Linked DNA regions of Homo sapiens: region 2 is linked to region 1. The links are chromatin loops, found by intact Hi-C in ENCODE. Cell type or tissue: dorsolateral prefrontal cortex. All regions are shown on one strand. Links, peaks and the distances in the headings refer to the core of each region. The heading gives the core; the rest is flanking DNA. Region 1 overlaps LOC105375468 (a long non-coding RNA gene). Region 2 has its middle 26 kb from the start of CFTR-AS2.

Region 1 (8,347 bases), core at 257-8,256:
AGACTATAGTCAATAATAATTTAATTGTACATTTTAAAATAACTAAGGGCATAATTGGATTGTTTGTAACACAAAGGATAAATGCTTGAGAGGATTGATACCCTATTTTCCATAATATGATTATTATACATTCCATGCCTGTACCAAAATATCTAATGTACTCTATAAGTATATACACTTACTATGTACCCACAAAAAAATTTTAAAAAGAAATATATACAGCTATAGGAAAACATATAGGGAATGAAATTTTAGAGTAAACAGAATTGAAGGATTTTGCTGTTGCAGGAACTAACAGATACATAATTTTTCTTCTGAATAGATGAAGGTAGAAAGGCAAAATGGTTGGAGTTAAATCTTGAAAGATATGTTTAGGATAAATATAATCTTTTTTGATAAATCCTGGAATATTAGAAATAGAGATCTTCCCTTAAAAATTTTCAAAAGAAAAATTTTAAGTAAAGAGAATTACTGTATTATTTAAGAAGTAGAAGTCATGGAGATTGAAAATATAGTTGTAAATAAGGGTTTATATAGGTTCACGTACTCTATTAAGAAAAAATAAGGATATTATGAGACTTCAACCGTAACTCGTTTTTAATTAATTCATTAATTTGTTTGTTTGTTTGTAAAGCCAGGGTCTTCCCATCTTGCCCAGGCTGGTCTTGAATTCCTGGCCTCAAGCAATCCTTAAGCTGATAGCATGTAAGGCAACTATACTGTCCCACATCACATGCTGTAGTCACATCTTTAAAGCCAGATGAATTAGCTTAAAGGTTATCTGTTAAACTTTCAATCTCCAACAAACTGTTCATTCATCTGTACTTTAACACTTCCAATATTAGGAAGAACACAATTTCATTTCATCATTGGACTATTCAGACATTCTGCTTTTGTTTGCTTGTTTGTTTGTTTTCTTGAGACAGAGTCTCACTCTGTTGCCAGGCTGGAGTGCAGTGGCACCATCTTGGTTCACTGCAACCTCCGACTCCCTGGTTCAAGTGATTCTCCTGCCTCAGCCTCCCTAATAGCTGGGATTACAGGCATGCACCACCATGCCCAGCTAATTTTTTTTTTTTTTTTTTTTTTTTAGTAGAGACAGGGTTTCACCATGTTGGCTAGGATGGTCTCCATCTCCTGACCTCGTGGTCTGCCTGCCTCAGCCTCCCAAAGTACTGGGATTACAGGCGTAAGCCACTGCGGACAGCCAGACATACTGTTTTATGTTGAGAGTATATCTTCATCCTTTTACTTTCCAGCCTAGGGTCTTATTCCTTTCATGAGACTATGCAGAGCAAGTCTAATGTTTTCACCCCATGAGCATTTCAAATATTCGAAGACCTTGTCAAATATTTCCTGCTTTCTTCCTCTTAATCTTAATCATGGCTCAAGATTAGTAGCCACGACTAGAGAGGCCAAGATACTAGAGAATAAAGTTCAGATTTTGCTCTTAAGATGCTTATAGATTTCTAACAGGCTACAAAAGCACTTGACTATAAAGGAAAATATGAATAAATCAGACTTCATTAAAATTAAGAACTTTTCATCAAATGATACTATTAATATAAGTGAAAAGTCAACTTACAGAGAGAAAGAAGATATTTGCAATATACTATGTCTGATGAAGAACTTATATCCAGAATATATGAAGAACTCCTAAAAATCAATAAGAGGTAACATACGAGATAACAGAAAAATGAGCAGATAAATTGAACTGGTACTTCACAAATGAATACATTCAGTTGGCCAATAAACATATGAAAATGTACTCAAAATTATTAATTATCAGAAAATATAATTTTAAACTACAAAATACTTCTACTTACCACAATGACTGACATTAAAACAAAATCCCTGATAATACATAGTATTGTCTTAGAGGTGGAACAACTAGAACTCCCATATGCTCTTGGTAGATTGTAAATTATGAATTGGTACTAACATTTTGGAAAATGATGGAAATATTTACTAAAATTGAACATATGCAAATCCTATGACACAGATTTTTTCCTCCTTGCATATTCCTTAAGATGCAAAAACAAAACAATCCAAATATTCATTGACAGTAGGATGATATATTTATCAAGAGTACACATACAATGGAACACTATGTAGTAAGGAAATAACTACCTTTATATACAATAACATGAATGAATCCCACAAACACAAATTTAGTGACAGAAGCCAGACACTAGATAGTACATACTGCAATTTCACTTACCTGAAATTCAAAAACATGCAAAACAAATTGATAGTGGTAGAAGTCAGAATAGTTTCTTCTGGGAGGAGATAATTATTGAAAGATGATGGGAGGGAGGCTTCTGTTTTGCTGATTTTATACTCTATTTCTTGATCTAGTGGTAGCTACTTGGATGTATTCACTTTGTAAAAGTTTGTTGAGATGTATATCTATGTATCTGTCTCTATATATATGTATATATGACTCATATATACATATATAGCTCATATATATATATGAATTGTATACTTTTCTGTATGTATATTAAATTTCAAAAAAATTAACTTTAGAAGGAAAAATTGGCCCTAGGTGGGTCTAAAAGTTCCAGTTACCTAAAATGTAGGGCTGCCATATTGTGTAATCGGTGAGTCTGTACTTTTATAATAAGCACAATATAAAAATACTGAAACTTATGCTGCACGTAACAAATTAAGTTTTGTATTGGGACAATCTGAAAAATACACAGACAGTCATTTCCTAATCCTTCTCCCCCAGTAAAAGAATTCTAGCTCATTCCTTTTTTAGCATGACAGCTGGGCAGTAAATGAGTCAATCACTGATCCAAATTTGTTTTAGACTGGGGTTTTAGAACATATATGAACTGCTCAACGTAGGTTTGGCACATATCAAGCACCTAAGATATAAATTATTATCAATTTTTTGATATTTGCATCCCACTTTACTCTTGAGTTTGCTGCTAACTGAAATATCAGAGTCTCTTTCACAAATGGTACCACTACAAACCTCATGCTTGTGCAAATTTTGAACCTATGTAGTAATTCCTGTTTTATTTTGGTACAATTTGTTCAATTTCCAGTCTGTTGAAATCTTTATGGATTGGGATTTACTTAATTTTATATTCAACATTGGTGAAAATGTTGGTCAGGGAGGACTAAAGATGAAGCCCTGTAGACCATCCTTATTAACTTCTATCTTGGCTCACAGTGATCCATTAGACCCTTTTGGACATGGTCATTCAGTCAATTATGACTAGTGCTAATGGAACTCACATCTAGTCCATGCTTATTTGGTCAATAAGAATGTAAAGATAGAAATGACATAAAATGGCTGGGCGCAGTGCCTCACGCCTGTAATCCCAGCACTTTGGGAGGCCAAGGTGGGTGGACCACCTGAGGTCAGGAGTTTGAGACCAGCCTGGCCAACGTGGTGAAACCCCATCTCTACTAAGAATACAAAAATTAGCCAGCCATCGTGGTGGGCACCCGTAATCCCAGCTCCTCGGGAGGCTGAGACAGGAGAATCGCTTGAACGCAGGAGGCGGAGGTCGCACTGAGCCGAGATCGCGCCACTGCACTTCAGCCTGGGCAACAAAGAGTGAGACTCAGTTTCAAAAAAGAAAAAAAGAAAGAAATGACATAAAATATCTTTCATAATATTTTTAGATGTCTGTTAGATGTTTGTACTCTTATTTTAGCATGGTCATTTACCTAAACTTTGTTAAAATAGTGAAATATTTCCAAAGCCTCCTAATTTTTTTTACGCCAATCCTAACTCACAGGCAACATTTAATGTATGAATATTGCTTCCAAGAAGAGTGGTGGGATAATATGATGGCAAATTAATCTGGTATAATGAAAAATGTTATAACACTAAATTTTTTTTGTATAAAAGTGTGCTTTTCCGGGATGTTGTTTGAAGCTTCTTTACTTTTCACTTTTCTCTTTTCACCAGCAGAGGGCAGGTAAGGAAGAGAGAAGAAAATACTATAAAAGTATCTCGTCCTCTATTCAACTATTTAAAACACTTCTCTGATACATTTACAAAGTGAGCTATTTTGTTTTCTCTTTAGTTATGCTATTTTGAAAATAATTGATCTAAGTATAAATTTTAATTTCTTACATATATTTGGTTTAATGAATCTCCAATGAAATTTGTACTTTGAATTTTTAATTGTTTATAAACCAATTATAAATTCAGACTTGAAAAGTCTGAATATTCTTTATATTTTGAAGTGATAAAAATGTCCCCTTTTATTTTGGGTAATTCAATTAATTAGACTTTTTCCTTTTATGGTTTTCTAATTCAATTATGGGTAAGTTTATGTGAATGTTTTCCATAGACATCTTAATATAGCCATTTGGTCATTTCCTTCAACATGCAGAGTTGTTAAGCATGGTTTTCAGTTTTATTAATCAAGTAATGTATCTTATAAACATAACTGAAGGAAACTCAAATGGGATGTGATGGAGTTTTTTTTTTTTTTTTTTTTTTTCAATAATATACCTTACAGGAATGTTTAAATATAGTTTTAGTAAGTATATTAGGATATTTTCTCTTGAAACTTTAAATTTAATTAATAATAAAACATCTTTTTCAAAACATTAGATGATGTGATAAACTATGTAATTCAACAGTTCAGAACAGCTTGCATGTAACCTTTGTTAAATCAAAAGTCAGGTGGCAACCTGGATTTTTGCCTGTTCAGCTTGAATAATGGCATTGTTCTGGAAGTACAGTAGTGGAGAGAGATTGAGTAATTCCTGGGAAGATAAATCCCCATATTGCTTATTCCAAGTACTAGAAATTACTTCTTTCCTTTGCTTATTGATTACCTCATCTTTAAGAATCTTTTTTTAACTGTCAAGCAAGGTTATGTATTAGGACTCCCCTTGGTCATACTAAGGAATATTTCCAAATACTGGACAAAAATGAACTTCCTCAGGTCACCTAATGAATACAAGCTTATAGTTATTATAGCTTAGAACATAGGTGTAGGGAAGAAAACAAAGAAAGGATCCCCGGGACTAAGCAAAAAGGAAATTCTTCCAATTAGGCAGAGTGATGAAGCTTCAGGCCTAGGGTTGCTGTGACAGCCTCTTTACTGATTGCCCATACGATGTCTTCCTTTTCCACTAGGCCACCATGTGTATTTATTCTACTTTTTTCTTTCTAAAATGCAACACGTTGATGTTATTTCCTTACTCAAAACCCCATACTAACTCCCTTTTGCCAATGATAGTAGGTGTGGGACTTCTTTTCTGCCATTTCAGACTCTGAACAAGGTCTCAATCTGATTTTCCACATTTACTCCTTCCTCTGCTTTTCACAAACCATGCAAACAGTGCGATTTCAAAAGTATGTCCCTTTCTACTCATATCTTTCTCAGTCATCTCTGCCTGTCAGAGGCCCTTTGTCTTTCTTTTTATTTAGTTTAATTTAATTTATTTATTATTATTATTATTATACTTTAAGTTGTAGGGTACATGTGCACAACGTGCAGGTTTGTTACATATGTATACATGTGCCATGTTGGTGTGCCCATTAACTCGTCATTTACATTAGGTATATCTCCTAATGCTATCCCTCCCCACTCCCCCAACCCCACGACAGGCCATGGTGTGTGATGTTCCCCATCCTGTGTCCAAGTGTTCTCATTGTTCAATTCCCACCTATGAATGAGAACATGCGGTGTTTGGTTTTCTGTCCTTGCGACAGTTTGCTCAGAATGATGGTTTCCAGCTTCATCCATGTCCCTACAAAGGACATGAACTCATCCTTTTTTATGGCTGCATAGTATTCCATGGTGTATATGTGCAGTGGCCCCTTGTCTTTCAAGATCCATTGTCAATGACATTTTCTCCTGAAGACATATCTTATTCTTAACTGGATGATCTTTGGTGCCCTTAAGTCTCATGGCTATTTGCATCTCTAGAGTGGCCCTCATCATATTCTATTATCTATTATTCGTATTTGTATATTTGTTTCTCTTTATATGCCAACTATAAGCTCCTTGATAGTAGGGACTGTGTCTTGGTGTCCCCAGAGATTAGCATGATGTCCTGCAACTGGCAGAGTCATTCAGAGACACCAGGGCTCTTTGTATTTTTTCAGGCCCTCAGTATATTAAAAACTGAAAAATGCCAGGGTTACAAAATTGTGGCATATTTTAAATGTTACGTCAAAAAATGGATGTGATGAAAACACATACATGCCCACAATAATCCCCAATGTAATTGTGTGCTGCTTAAGATAATTATAGGATTTCTAAAATATTTAACTCATGCTATTTTTAAGTTGGCATAGTCTGATAACTGTACGCAAGTATAGTGTTGTGTGTTTTGCGTGTTTTCTTCTTTCTGTCTTGTCAGTTTACCTCTAGGACTGTTAATCTGAGGCCTTGGCCAACGGACCCTCTGGACTCTCTATGAGGGGCCCTCACATGTAGATCTCTGATAAATGTTCACTGAAATGAGTTCAGTTTAATTACACACCAAAACGATGCTATATATAAATATTATACAATGAATTTCTATTTTTATGTAATCATATTATTCAGAAATAAGGTTGAAAGTTATTAAAGTCTAATTTAATATCTAAATTTAACTTTCAGTTGTTTTACACTTTGAAGGTCAGAGAACTAGATATTGGGGAAGAGTTCTGGGATACATGTGCAGAAGCTGCAAGTTTGTTACACAGGTATACATGTGCTGTGGTGGTTTGCTGCAACCATCAACCCGTCATCTACATTAGGTATTAGGTATTTCTACTAATGCTATCCCTCTCCTTGCTCCCCACCCCCCGACAGGCCCTGGTGTGTGATGTTCCCCTCCCTGTGCCCATAAGTTCTCATTGTTCAACTCCCACTATGAGTGAGAACATGCAGTGTTTGGTTTTCTGTTCCTGTGTTAGTTTGCCGAGAATGATGGTTTCCAGCTTTATCCATTCCCTGCAAAGGACATGAGCTCATTCTTTTTTTTATGGCTGCATAGTATTCCATGGTGTATATGTGTCACATTTTCTTTATCCAGTCTATCATTGATGGGCACTTGGGTTGGTTCCAAGTCTTTGTTATCGTGAATAGTGCTGCAATAAATGTACGTCTGCATGTGTTTTTATAGTAGAATGATTTATAATCCTTTGGATATATATCCAGTAATGGGATTGCTGGGTCAAATGGTATTTCTAGTTCTAGATCCTTGAGGAATTGCCACACTGTCTTTCATAGTGGTTGAACTAATTTACACTCCCACCAACAGTGTAAAAGTGTTCCTATTTCTCCACATACTCTCTAGCATTTGTTGTTTCCTGACAACAGAGTAGAATCGCCATTCTAACTGGCATGAGATGGTATCTCATTGTGGTTTTGATTTGCATTTCTCTAATGACCAATGATGATGAGGTTTTTTTCCATGTTTGTTCTCTGCATAATAATGAGTATCCAAATAGGAAGAGAGGAAGTCAGATTGTCTCTGTTTGCAGATGACATGATTGTATATTTAGAAAACCCCATTGTCTCAGCCACAAAACTCCTTAAGCTGATAAGCAACTTCAGCAAAGTCTCAGAATACAAAATCAATGTGCAAAAATCACAAGCATTCCTATACACCAATAATAGACAAACAGCCAAATCATGAGTGAATTCCCATTCACGATTGCTCCAAAGAGAATAAAATACCTAGGGATACAACTTAACAAGGGATGTGAAGGACCTCTTCAAGGAGAACTACAAACCACTGCTCAAGGAAATAAGAGAGGACACAAACAAATGGAAAAATATTATGCTCATGGATAGGAAGAATCAATATCTTGAAAATGGCCATACTGCCCAAAGTAATTTGTAGATTCAATGATATTCCCATCAAGCTACCATTGACTTTCTTTACAGAATTAGGAAAAACTAGTTTAAATTTCATATGGAACCAAAAGAGAGCCCATCTAGCCAAGACAATCCTTAGCAAAAAGAACAAAGCTGGAGGCATCATGCTATCTGACTTCAAACTATACTACAAGGCTACAGTAACCAAAACAGCATGGTACTGGTACCAAAATGGATATATAGACCCATGGAACAGGACAGAGGCCTCAGAAATAACACCACATATCCACAACCATCTGATCTTTGACAAACCTGACAAAAGCAATGGGGAAAGGATTCCCTCTTTAATAAATGGTGTTGGGAAAACTGGCTAGCCATATGCAGAAAACTGAAACTGGACCCCTTCCTTACACCTTATAAAAAAATTAAGTCAAGATGGATTAAATACTTAAATGTAAGACCTAAAACCATAAAAGCCCTAGAAGATAACCTAGGCAATACCATTCAAGACATAGGCATGGGCAAAGACTTCATGACTAAAACACCAAAAG
Region 2 (8,347 bases), core at 219-8,218, 210 kb after region 1:
TCTATTTCTTTTAAAGCTTATTCAAAAAGTGGTAGCTATCTCATAGCTCTTGGTAAGTTAAAAATCTTCATCAACGAAAATACTATTTCTGCGTTGGCACCTGCATGGATTTTCTTTGTCCAAATCCCTCTTTTTAATTGATGAGGCTTCTTTAGTTCCTTTTTTTCTTCCTTGTTGAGCTTCTTCATGAAATGTGCAGTTGCTAGCATGTGGTGGACGGACTGCAGATCCCTACTGAATGCCAGGCCCTCCGGCCCTGTGTTCTCTTTCTTGGAGAGGTTTGTTTTCACACGTAACCCCAAGAGGGCAGTCTCAGAGCGTGTTCTAGTCTAGTTCTTTTTTTAAAATTACTAAACTTTATTTTTTTTAGGGCAGTTTTAGGTTCCCATCAAAATTGAACAAAAAGTATGGAGAGTTCACATATAACTTCTCCATACATGATAGCCTCCCCCATTCAACATCCCACACTAAAGTAGTACATTTGTTACAACTGTGAAAGCAAATAGAATTTCAAGACCCCAAGCTCACTATGCCAAAGGGCAAGTTAAGCTTCAGAGCTGAATTACTCAATATTGCCTTCCTTTTGTTCCCTAACAGCCGTAACTTCACAATCTTGTGTGATAGCCTCATCCATAAACCAGGTTCCCACAATGATAGAAGGCCACATATCTCCCCAAATGACCTCCCTCACAATTGTGCCCAAGGAAAATCCTTGTGAGACCCTATCTTTTAGGATACATATCCCTCCTATAAAATAGCCCTAAAACTGAGTTATGTTGAATTTCACCCTGATGATGTCAATTACCAGCTTGTCTTCATAGGCACAGGACGCGGGCAAGACCAGAAATCATCGTGCTGTCTACCCTGCAATGAACACATAATTGACTTTTCCTTTACTCCCTCTTTTTACCTATAAAATTTGGATTTACTGAACACTAACCAAAGCCTCCCCTGAATAGAACCATTTGCCTCACTGCCTACCCTCTATCCTCTTTTCCTTCTCCGTGTTTGCACTTTACTCTTTAAATATTAAAGTTCCCAAACCCTCTTTGGAAAAGCACAGGTCACAGATGCTCCTCTGGCTTGTGTTCTTCCTGGGTGCATCTGCAAACTTTGGCTAAACAAACCTCTATCGATTAAGACACCTGCCTCAGTCACTTTTTCCTTAACACAACCAATGAACCTACATTGACACATTATTATTGCCCAAACACAATAGTTTATATTAGGGTTCATTATTGGTATTTTACATTTCATGGGTTTGGACAAATGTGTAATGACAAGTTAACTACCATTACAGTATCTTACAGGGTAGTTTCACTGCCCAAAAAATACTTTGTGCTCTGCATATTCATTCCCCTTTCTCCCCTAACTTTTGGCAACCACTGACCTTTTTATTGTCTCCATAGTTTTGCCTTTACCAGAATGTCATCTACTTAGAATTACGCAGTATGTGGCCTTTTCAGATTGGCTTCTTTCACTTAGTAATATGCATTTAAGTTTCCTCCGTATCTTTTCATGGCTTGATAGCTCATTTCTTTTTAGTGCTGAATTATATTCTATTGTCAGATGTACCACAGTTTATTCATTGACCTACTAAAGGACATCTTGGTTGCTTCAACGTTTTGGCAATTTTCAATAAAGCTGCTGAAACATCTGTGTGTGGGTTTTTGTGTAAATATAAGTTTTAATTTCTTTGGGTAAGTACCAAGGAGTTCAATTGTTGGATCATATAGTAAAAGATGTTTCGTTTTGTAAGAAACTGCCAAACTGTCTTCAAAGTGGCTGTACCATTTTGCAGTCCCACCAGTAACGAATGGGAGTTGTGGTTGCTCCTTATCATTGCCAGCATTTGGTGTCCTCGGCGTTTTAGAATTTGGCCATTCTAATAGTTTTGTGGTGGTATCTCATTGTTATTTCAATTTGCATTTCCCTGATGACATGATGTGGAGTATGTTTTCATATGCTTATTTGCCAGCTGTGTATCTTTTTTGGCAAGGCATCTGTTAAGGTCTTTGGCCCGTGTTTTGATCAGGTTGTGTCTTGTTGTTGAGTTCCTTTACTGGATTTCTTTTGTTAGCATGGTATAACTTTATCCATCCCTTTATTAATCTACCTGGGGCTTTAAATTTAACTAGGTTTCTTATAGACATCATGTAAGTCTTGCTTTTTGATTCACTCTCACAATCTTTGTTTTTTAGCTCTTGACATTTAAAATGATTATTGATATAATTGGATTAATATCTACCATATTTATTCCTGTTTTCTGTTTGTTTCCTTTGTTCTTTATTCCTATTTTTACTTTCCCCATTTTTTTGCCTTTTTAAATTTTATTGAGCATTTTACAGGATTCTATTTTCTCACCTTCTTAACATAGCAATTCTTCTTTTTTTAAACTTTTTTAGTGGTTGCCCTACAGTTTGCAATAAACATTTACAAGTGACCTATGTGCCTTTAAATAACAATATTCCATTTCATATCAGTGCAAGTACCTTAAATTACAAATTTCTAGCTTCTGTCCCTTTTACCATTTCAGGTATTCATTTCATTTATATATTAGCTTATATATATCCCTACACTTGATTTTTCCTCATATGAGATTTTCTTTCCTCTTTCCCATTTAAAAAAATAAAATAAACTATTATAGCCACAGACTTTCTATTTTTATTTGTTTTCTGTATTGAAGTCTTGATTTTGGGGCTTTACTTGTCCCTGTCTATGCCCACTCCTATCTGACACACACTTTCTTAATTTATTTCCTAGTTGTTTCACTTTGTTTATCTTCATTATGAGGAAAAAAAGCCAAAACCTGAAATGAATATGCTTCCTTCCAGTAACCAGGGACCTTCCATGGTTGGGAAATTGTTACCTATTCGAGTGAAAGGCTAATAAAACCCCCAAGGTAAATATTTTAGTACTTCACTAAAGAAAGAACCTCAAATACTATGTGGAAGACAATTTAAAATGAGGTTTAAAGAGCTCAATATAAAAACCTGTTTGACCTGTTAAAACAGGTGTGGACAATCACAATTCCCTATTTAAAAATACAGTGAAAAAACCTACAAATGCAAGACAAATACATTGGAGCATGAGAACTCCAAATTGTTAGGTTAGGAATTAGAAGCTGTTCCCAGTGTGTAGAGCTAAGAGACCCAAGTCATTGTCAGTTGACAGGGAGCCGGGACTCAATACCTGTGTACTTTCTCAGAGAAAGGAGAGGTCTTGGCAAAATTTTGGGTTTATCCTTAATTCCATACAATGGGAATATTCAATTGCTCTTTAATCACTCAGTATTGATAGGGACAGGGGGCAGAGAAATTCTAGGCAGAAAAGGGCGGGACCCTGGTGAAACCCCACCCTCAATCCGAAAAACCTGAAACTGCCACCGAAAGTGAGAACTTCTATCCCTGTTTTCCCACTCGAATGTTGCCTTTTTCTAAACTACCCGTGGCCTGCTCCACCCCCATCCTTTGCCTATAAAAACCCCAGACTCAGTTGGTAGATGGGACTATAACTGGACATTGGAGAGAAGTGGCTTGACTTCAGAGCGACAGCTTGACAGCATACTTTGGAGAAGAATCTGAGAGGAGAAGGCAAGACTTCAGGGGAAGATTACCTATCTGCCCTGTCCCCTGTTCAGCTCTATTTCCCACTGAAAGCCACTTTCATCAGCAATAAAATCCCTCATTTACCATCCTTCAATTCGTTCATGTGACCTCATTTTTTCTGGACGCCAGACAAGAGCTTGGAGGCCACGAGTATGGATACAAAAGGCTGTCACACTGGCTGTTTGCCCTTGCTGGTGGAGGGCAGCTGCCTCACATGAAAAGGCAAAGAGCTCACTGAGCTGTTAACACTTAAGCCTTCCGCAGACGGCAGAGCTGAAAGAGCACTGCAACACACCCTCTGGGCCTCAGGCTCTCAGGCACTCCTACCTGGTTGCGCCGCTGGGCCCGCACAGAGTTTGCTACTGCCGGCACCTGAAAGCGGTTGGCTGGTTCCTGCACTCGCTCGTTCTGGTTCCTGCACTTATTCATTCGCACGCTCCCTCCCACAAGGGGTAGACGGGGCGGGATGGGTAAATGAGGCACCCCTGTCTCAAGTCCCGTGAAGGCGTCAGGGAAATAATCTGCTTCAGTTTCTCTAGTTGTAAAATGGTTAAGAACATTATGAAAGGTGGTCAACAACTTTATAAGTGAATATGCTAATGCTGGCCTTAATTCTAAAATGCTACTTGGATCAAAAGTTATGATTCAGTTCCAATACATCTTCTATTCATTGAAGTACAGAATCTGTACACAAAGTACAATTGTATCTTCAAAAACTGCCACCTTGTGGAGATTTGGTTTTATTGTTAAGACAGCCAGTGCCAACAACAGAAATGAGTACAGAGCCTCACATACTAATGTAAGTGAATCTCAAAGACATTTTATCTTTAAGCCATTTTGAAAAGTAGAAATTAAGCCTGAATAGTTTTGGGGCACAAATTGCTCTTTAACTCTCTTCTTTCCCATTCACCTTTGTCACTGATGGAATAATAGAAGGAGCAATCTTTATCAGCAATGGCAGATGTGCTGATAAATGAAACCAAAACTGAATTGACAAATATTGACACAAATACTTATAGAAGCAATTTAAAAATCTACCTTGCAATTAATCCTTATGAAATTTAAGTCATAATTTACTAAAAATTATAATATAAAGAAATAAACTTTCTCTGTTTTATTAAAAGAAAGGATCAATACATTTGGCCACAATTGATTGGCCATAATTTTTGTCAATGTTCTATAAGCTAATTGAAAATAAGACTATTTTAAATATAATTATCTCCCTTCTCCTTTGCCTTTTCATTGGCAGCAGGTGCCATGGGCTTATTCATATTCTAAAAGAGAAGTTGTGTGAGCAAATTTGTCATCATAGGCAATCCTCTTGTAAGGAAAAAATTATGATTTGATTTTTATTTTCTCTTATCTCCTAATTGGGTCAGATACTCCAGTGTCCTCGGGGAGCCAAACCAGGAGCCAGTGTGTCCTTACACAAACACAGCTTCCTTCCTGCTTGGAGCTCACACCAAGCATTTGCATTTGAACCAAGCAATGTTGACAGGCTATTGAGCCACAGAAGTTAAACATTCCAAGTGAGCCTGAGACGACCATTACATTCTTTTACATTTTCTGGTCGATTAAAATTTTAATTGTTTAAAATTTCAAATAGATACAAAAATAGACATAGAGTATAATAAACTTCACACCCCTGTCACTGAACTTCAATAGTTATCAGCTCACAGTCAATCTTATTTCATCTATGCTCCCTCATGCTTCCCTCCTATATTATTTTGTGCAAATCCAAACAGCATATAACTTTAGCTCTATGTGTCTCTAAAAGACACGGCTTTCTCTATCATTCTTTTTCTTTTGAAACTGATCCATATTACCTTTACCAGAACTAGAAAAACAGTCATCTTTAATATCCTCAAATATTCACTCCATGTATAAACGTCATTGTCAGTTTTTTCCCAAATATAGGTAGTCCTCATGTTGCACATTAATATGGCACTATGAAAATCACCATGCAAGATAATTTAAATAATTAATGGGGGAAAAATTGTTCCATGACCTTTAAAAATATTAAAAATTTAAAACTTTCTTACTGTTGGTTATAAACAATAGGGACACAAAAATAGTGAAACATTTAGTAAGTAATTTAAAACATTAGAAACACTGAGAATTAAAATGTTTCTTTTAAACTACTTATCAAGAGTAGTTTGAGCAATACTTGGTTTCTTTTGGTTATGTAACTTGCAATATGAAGAAAGCATCTTTTCTATGCCTGGGCAAGTTGTCATACTCCTTTCTAATTTAGGACCAGCTTCCAACATTGTATCCTTCGTGACTTCAATGTTGTAAAATATCTCCAAGAGTTTGTTTAAGGTAATGATTTTTGCTGATGTCACCTCCTCTGGGGCATCTGACAGGCATTCCTGCTAGGTCAACCTATAGCAGAGGGTGGAAGGGCCCAGAGATGGCAAGAGAGAAAAGGGGGGAACCTTTTAGAGGTGATTAGGCTATGAGGGCTCTGCTTTCATGAATGGATTAATGCCATTACGGCAGTGAGTTCATTATAAAAGGACAAGTTTGGCCCCCTTCTCTCTCTTTCTTGCTCTCTTTTGGCCCTTTTGCCTTCTGCCATGGGATGACACAGCACAAAAACCCTCACCAGATGCTGACCCCTTGATACTGGACTTCCCAGCCTCCAGAACTGTAAGCCAACAAATGTGTGTTCTTTATAAATTACCCCAGCTGTGGCATTCTGTTATAGCAGTACAAAATAGATCAAGACAAAGGGGGATTGCAGGCAGGAAGGGAGCCCCTGACCTCTTAGTTTCACTCATCTGGAATTTAGCCACTACAACACAGAGCTGGGGCTTGAGGGGATAAGAAATGCTATTGACCTGCACTTCCCAGGGTGATAGTACAGTTACAGGCTGTAAACTCAAGGGAGAGGGAATGCCATCATCTTGGCCACATCAGCCTGGAGTAGAGCTTCTATCACACCAAGTTGGGGGAGGGAAGAGGGAGCAGCTTGTGACTGAAGTGCCATAAACTTTTGTTCTTACTGAGATTAGTATATTTTCTGGAATAAACGCTGCTGCTTTTGCTGTATGTGCTTAGGGCCATTTTCAGAGACTTTAAATGATTGATAATTGTTACCAGTAATGGTTATTTTGATGGGTAGTTGGTCCACAGAGCTCCTCACCTTGCTGTTCTAGAAATTGTCTTTTAGCTTAGTATTAATTCCTGAATTTTTCAGTTTTTCTGATCTTTTACCTCCAGGATGACTCTTTGAAACAACTCTAAATTATTGACTGAAACTTTTATGTATAATTCTCATTTTGTTCTTCACACAATCTCTGTGAAGGAGGTTCTAAGAACTAAGAGGCTTAGAGAGGGTAAGGATCTTCCCAGAAATTACACAGCACTCCCAGATTTGGAACCTTTAGAAAGTTTATATACTTATTGGAAAACTTAGCTCATTTTTAATCAGAGGGAAGTCATTTTACAGTGCCCCATACAGGGAGTCAGATAACTACTTCCTAGTTAGGTTTTCCTCTCTATAGAGAGTCAACCAGCCCTGCTGTACTTTCCCGTGGGATCTGAAACTGCAGAAATCTACTGAGAAAAACAGAATGCTCACAGCAGGATAAAGCTCATGTTTTCTAGAGCTACTAAGATTCAGGCTTATGCCTCTGTGTTTGATTTTTTAATAGTCTTGCTAATGTCAAAGTGATTCTATCTTACACACCCCAAAGTCTGTAAAGGTATAATAACAAGGGGTGAGATTGTCTTAAATCTGCAGTTTCTTGATCTGTTTAGTGGGCTACTATAGGTTACTGCAGGACCTCTCAAGGTTTCTAGTATGCAAAGGTGCATTTTGACTCTGTAAGAGTGGAATATCATATGTAATGTTTCTCAATTGATTTGTCTACATAACCGTATTTTCTTGTGCCATTTATATCCTGTGTTTTGGGGAAGGTTGGCCTAGAACATTTATTCTAAAAGGAAAGGGCATGGGAAATTCTTACCATTGGCAGTGTCGGGGAGGAAAAAATGCATACTTCTTACCCATTTAGTTTATTTTGCTAGTTTACAAATTAAATTGAGATAAGACAGATTAATAGGAGAAAATCAACTTTAATTATGTGTGTATACATGGGAGTCCCACAAAAATGTAAGACTCAAGGAAGCAGCCAGATGATTGAGACCTATATATTATCCTGAGCTACAGAAAGGGATAAGGGTTTGGGGCTTTTGCGGGGTTGTGGAGGCAAATTTTGGGAAGGCGAGGAGAGGAAATGTATGATCAATAAATGTTGCCTTGTTGTGCAGATAAAAGTGTCTTAGGTGATAAAGATGTTTCCAAAGAGTAGTTCTCTTCATGGTACAGATATTTTACTCATGATCATTTCCTTTATAGATATAAATTTCCTTTACGAAAGGGGGAATTTTATTTTATGTAGTTAGTGGAGAAGTCGGTAAAGAGCTTTTCCTGTATTGGCTGATTCTCAGTTTTTTTTAGCTCAAAATGATCAATATGCCGAAGTGGCATGTTCTGAAATGACATATTCTGAATCCTTTCAGCTGGAATATATTTGTATATCAACAGTGTTTCCATCTGTCAGCCCTTAGGGTCTGCTTATGGAAGATATAAGCACCTGGATGACCATGACGAAAATCTGGAGATTTTGAGAAAACACTGGTGCAAGGCTCCATCCAAAATCAATTAAAGAAGAATCTTGGAAGATGGGGTTAGGTCACTGATAGCTTGAAAGGCATCCCAGGTGATTCTA

Evidence for each region. Peaks named below come from ENCODE experiments on the same cell type or tissue, not always from the same donor. Only the 100,000 strongest peaks of a DNase experiment are listed, where the experiment ranks them.
Region 2: a loop joins it to region 1, with 5 times the contacts of the local background. A loop is called at or near these places in 25 of 110 quality-filtered maps.

Annotation. Positions count from the first base shown.
Region 1 is chr7:117,455,250-117,463,596 of GRCh38, forward strand. All of the region lies in intron 1 of LOC105375468 (a long non-coding RNA gene), which reads left to right. Among named protein-coding and RNA genes, the nearest start is that of CFTR, 21 kb to the right of the region's middle. RefSeq lists a cis regulatory region at 3,928-3,941. In dorsolateral prefrontal cortex, for the core only: CTCF peaks have their summits at 3,938 (motif pointing right) and 4,139; no DNase peak of the experiment used is centred there.
Region 2 is chr7:117,669,722-117,678,068 of GRCh38, forward strand. No RefSeq gene overlaps it. Among named protein-coding and RNA genes, the nearest start is that of CFTR-AS2, 26 kb to the left of the region's middle. RefSeq lists an enhancer at 3,894-4,467 and a cis regulatory region at 4,324-4,337. In dorsolateral prefrontal cortex, for the core only: CTCF peaks have their summits at 300 (motif pointing right), 4,314 (motif pointing left) and 4,521; DNase peaks (open chromatin) are centred at 270 and 3,800; H3K4me3 peaks cover 942 bases; H3K27ac peaks cover 1,786 bases.